Regions from separate parts of the Homo sapiens genome. Here region 1 is linked to region 2. A link is an interaction called in ENCODE POLR2A ChIA-PET data of the cell type or tissue named here. Cell type or tissue: Caco-2. All regions are shown on one strand.

Region 1 (2,500 bases), 1.4 Mb before region 2:
TTTTTGAGACGGGGTCTTGCTCTGTCACCCAGGCTGGAGTGCAGTGACACGATCCTCAGCTCACTGCAACTTCTGCCTCCCAGGTTCAAGCTGTTCTTGTGCCTCAGCCTCCCAAGTAGCTGGGATCACAGGCGTGTGCCACTACACCCAGCTCATTTTTGTATTTTTAGTAGAGACGGGGTTGCTTCATGTTGGCCAGGCTGGTCTCGAACTCCTGACCTTAAGTGATCCACCTGCCTCAGCCTCCCAAAAGGTGTGCGCCACTGCGCCCGGCCTCTAGAACATTTTTATCACCTCAAAATAAAACCAATTAAGCAGTTTGTCCCCACTCTCCCCTGCCCCCATCCCCTGGCAATCACCAGTCTACTCTCTCTGTGGATTTACCTATCTGGATATTTCATATACATGGAATCATACTACAGTATGTGACCTTTTGTGTTTGGCTTCTTTGTCTCAGCATACTGTTTTGGAGGTTCATTCATGTTGTAGCATGTATCAGAACTTCACTTCTTTTTATGGCTGAATAATATTCCGTTGTAAGGACATATGTCGGACACATTATACCTCACATTTTGTTTACCCATTTGTTGTTTGACATTTGTTTCCACCTTTTGATTATTATAAATAGTACTTCTGTGAACCCATATGATTTAAACATCTATTATTTCCTTGTATTTTATTTCTTATAGTTATTTTAGAAGAACCAATGAAGGAGCATGAACAATAGCTGGTACCAAGAAAGTCCTGGTTTTTGTTGATTGTATACAGTAAAATATTTGGAAATTAAAGGGTTTAATAAAATAAAGTCTGTACTTTGGATTTTCTGTTGCCATACTTTCCCCCCTTACAATATATTCTTTGAGGAAACCTGGTCATTTTTCTTGTTAAGGTTTTCTGCAGCCTGAGTTTTGCCAGTTGCCTCCTTGAACTCTCATTAATCATGTTCTGTTTTATTCCCTATAAGCTGGTGGTTAACTGGTTTCAGCAGCTTGATCAAGTTCATTTTTTTTAAAGCTTTAAAATTTGAAGCTACTTACTTTGGTAAGACTACTTTGTTGTATTTGCTGTCACTAGCGTGTATCTGGTTGTCTTTTTTGTGGGGGAGAGGTTTGGTAATGGATGATTTATTAATTTATTAAGACTTACATTCTAATCCTATCATTCCTTCTTTGTTTATTAGCTAGAATATTTCTGTAAAGAGAAACTTTCCCTCATCTACCTTTTCTTTTTGTTTTGAAATAGGGTCTCTGTTGCCCAGGCTGGAGTGCAGTGGTGCAAACACGGTTCACTGCAGCCTTGACCTACTGAGTTCAAGTAATTCTCCCGCCTCAGCCTCCTGAATAGCTAGGACCAAGGCCCTTGCCACCAAGCCGGCTAATTTTTTTTTTTTTTTTGAGACAGCATCTCACTTTATTGCCCAGGTCAGAGTACAATGGCGCAATCTCGGCTCACTACAACCTCTGCCTCCCCGGTTCAAGTGATTCTCCTGTTTCAGCCTCCTGAGTAGCTGGGATTAAAGGTGCACACTACCACACCCAGCTAATTTTTGTATTTTTAGTAGAGACAGGGTTTCACCATGTTGGCCAGGCTGGTGTCAAACTCCTGACCTCGTGATCCACCCACCTCGGCCTCCCAAAGTGTTGGGATTACAGGCGTGAGCCACTGCGCCTGGCCCAGCTAACTAAAAAAAAAAAAATAATAAATTTGTAGAGACAGTGTCTTGCCATGTTGCCTCGGCTGGTCTCAAACTTCTGGGCTCAAGGCCTTCCCAAGTGCTGGGATTACAGGTGTGAGCCATGGTACCCGGCCTCCCCTCATCTATTAATTATTCACTCACCCAGAGGTACAGTTCATGTAGGAAAGGCAAGATAAATGCTTGAGGCTTTCCCTTTAATTGCTAGTTTCCAAAATAATGAATTGGTTTACTAGCATCCTTCAAAGGTAACCTTTTTTTTTTTTTTTTTTTAGATATCATTACGAACTCATTGACTTAGACTTATTCCTTGCCCTTATTATCCTGATGAAGCTTAATATATTCCATCTTTGCTCTGCGGGAACCTCTTTAAGTCAGCTCTTGAGTCCCTTGGATATGACCCTAGTAGGTTTAGAGAGCGTCCTTGTTATCTGGTATGACAAGATGTTCTAGTCCCATCTTGTGTATTTCCTGCCACAGACTTGGAATGTGGCCTCCAAAGAGCCCTTGTTCCTGTTAGTGGGGAATGACTTTTGCAGACTTACAGGCTGGATGCTAGCGGCACCCCCTCCTACTTTGTTGGTCTATGTTTCTAGGCCTTTTCAGTGGCCCAAGCTAGGAAACATTGTTTGTAAAGATAAAATACACATCATGCATTTTTATTGATATTTCTAATACAAATTCAGGACTATATGGTTTTTGTTTAACCTTGGCTTTTTTTAACTTTCTCTCTGATTCTCAATACGCTAGGTATGATAAAATTGAAAATCACATAATTACTCATCTGCTTAATGCCACATTCTCGGA
Region 2 (2,500 bases):
TGTTCAAATTTCCCCATTGTTTCATAACTGTCATAAGTGTTTATTTTGCAGCCTGTTTGCTCGAATTAAGAGCCAAATCGGGTCCACACGTGCCGGTTGGTTGGTGTGGCTTCTGAGTTTCTCTCAACCTCTGGGCCCCTCCTCTGTCTGTCTCTCTTTTTTCCTTGCAATTTGTTTATTGAAGAAACTGCGTTGCTTGGCCTCTGAATTTTCCCTTATTTGCTTTTTTAAAAGATTGGGACAGTGGCAGCAGTGAGACCAGTTACGAGGGGACTGCGCTGGCCCCGGTGCCAGCCGGCAGTGCCTTGGGTTTTTGTGGTGGCAGAGGGGTGGAGAGGAGGAGCTTTCCCACCCTCAGGGCTTCAACCAGGGTGGCGTTTCCCCGTCCTCTTGGGGCCCCGGCATAAGATCTCAGGACATTGGCTCTCAACCCTCATCGTGCTCTTAGGAAATACAGACGCCTGGCTTTGCACCTCTGGAATTCAGATTCAGTTGGTCTGGGGCAGCGCTTCTCAGTCTAGCGGGCTCAAGGATCGGCTGAAGAGCTTGTGAGAATACAGATGCCAGGCGGCATACCCAGCGACTCCGATCCAGTCGGTGTGGGGTGCGACCTGAGAATCTGCATTTCTGACAAACTCCCCAGTGGTGCTGATGCTGCGGGTCTGCGGGCCAGCGTGGTGGGCTGGGGGCCGGGCATGACCATGCTACTAGGCAGCGGGGAACCACATTGGGGCGGGAGGGAGGCGCAGGCCAGAGGGCTCCCGGAATGCGGAGCATCCGCCGGCGCAAGGGCGCCTGGGAGCTGATGGAGGGGCCGAGGTCGGGGAAGGGGCGGGAGGAGGGGCTCGGCCCTCCCGCCCCGCTCAGGCCCCGCCCGCCCCCAGGAGCCGGGCTCCGCCTTCCTGCAGCTGGGCGTGTCCCTGGAGCAGCAGCTGCAGGTGCTGTTCAAGGTGCTGGAAGAGTACGACTGGAGCGCCTTCGCCGTCATCACCAGCCTGCACCCGGGCCACGCGCTCTTCCTGGAGGGCGTGCGCGCCGTCGCCGACGCCAGCCACGTGAGTTGGCGGCTGCTGGACGTGGTCACGCTGGAGCTGGGCCCGGGAGGGCCGCGCGCGCGCACGCAGCGCCTGCTGCGCCAGCTCGACGCGCCCGTGTTTGTGGCCTACTGCTCGCGCGAGGAGGCCGAGGTGCTCTTCGCCGAGGCGGCGCAGGCCGGTCTGGTGGGGCCCGGCCACGTGTGGCTGGTGCCCAACCTGGCGCTGGGCAGCACCGATGCGCCCCCCGCCACCTTCCCCGTGGGCCTCATCAGCGTCGTCACCGAGAGCTGGCGCCTCAGCCTGCGCCAGAAGGTGCGCGACGGCGTGGCCATTCTGGCCCTGGGCGCCCACAGCTACTGGCGCCAGCATGGAACCCTGCCAGCCCCGGCCGGGGACTGCCGTGTTCACCCTGGGCCCGTCAGCCCTGCCCGGGAGGCCTTCTACAGGTGGGCACCTGCCCGGGGCATAGGGGTAGGGAGGTGGGGAGCGCTTCGGGGGAGCTGGCTGGCAGTGAGTTTGGGCTGGCCAGCCACACCTCCCACTAGCTGCGTGCCTGGGGCCACATTACCCCACCTGTCTGGGCCTTAGTGTCCTCATCTGAACAAACAGCAGGTGTCAGGGTGTGGCAAGGATCGTGGGGCCAATATAGGGAAGCACTTTGAACAATAAACACAATCAATGCCACCTGCTGTCGGTGGCGGCGGTGAGGCAGAGGCAGGGGGTGCCTGGTCCTTGGCAGGGCTGCAGGCATCTCTCCCCTCTGGCAGGCACCTACTGAATGTCACCTGGGAGGGCCGAGACTTCTCCTTCAGCCCTGGTGGGTACCTGGTCCAGCCCACCATGGTGGTGATCGCCCTCAACCGGCACCGCCTCTGGGAGATGGTGAGAAGGGGGTGAGCCCAGGGGCCCTCAGTGTCCTCTTATTTTGTCCCCGCCTCCTCTTGTGCCCACAGCTGAGCAGAGAGTCCCTCTGTCCCTTATCCAACCCCTCATCTTCCAGGTCTCAGCTGAAACAAACATCTCCTCCACTGGGAAGCCTCCAGGTGCCCCGGGGTGGGTGAGGTGCCCTGCTCTGGGCTCCCATAACACCCCGGCTTCCCTCTACTATAGAACATTTCAAGCGCTCCTATCTCCTGGTCCTGCCCCTGCAGGAGTAACCCATGACCATGCTGGCCAGACAGGCTTGTAAACAATATGCAGGGACAAGTGCTTGAGTAGACGTGTGCAAAAGATTGTGGGATTGGAGATGAGGAACAGGAATTAGTTCTGCCTTCAAAGGAGGAAACTGGGAAAGAGGTCCCAGAAGATGGGATATTTGAGCTGGGCTGTGGAGGTTTGAGTAGGAGCCCACCAGGAAGAGGTGCTAGCCTGGAAGAGACAGAGGGGCAGAAGGGTTTGGAGCATGAAGGGCCTTGAGTGCTCAGCTAAGGACGTTCTGTCAAAGTCAGGGGGGACCAGTACAG

What was found. Peaks named below come from ENCODE experiments on the same cell type or tissue, not always from the same donor. Only the 100,000 strongest peaks of a DNase experiment are listed, where the experiment ranks them.
Region 1: POLR2A ChIA-PET joins it to region 2 with 7 read pairs; 1 of 35 experiments calls an interaction of 5 or more read pairs at or near these places.

What each region holds. Positions count from the first base shown.
Region 1 is chr17:76,219,852-76,222,351 of GRCh38, reverse strand. The region is part of intron 1 of RNF157 (ring finger protein 157); the gene reads left to right. Among named protein-coding and RNA genes, the nearest start is that of RNF157, 19 kb to the left of the region's middle. In Caco-2, no CTCF peak of the experiment used is centred here; a DNase peak (open chromatin) is centred at 1,431.
Region 2 is chr17:74,850,996-74,853,495 of GRCh38, reverse strand. It overlaps GRIN2C (glutamate ionotropic receptor NMDA type subunit 2C), which reads left to right. Exons shown (of 13, transcript NM_000835.6): 3 at 885-1,483; 4 at 1,805-1,919. Among named protein-coding and RNA genes, the nearest start is that of GRIN2C, 7.6 kb to the left of the region's middle. RefSeq lists a silencer at 974-1,033. In Caco-2, no CTCF peak of the experiment used is centred here; a DNase peak (open chromatin) is centred at 965; H3K4me3 peaks cover 1,821 bases.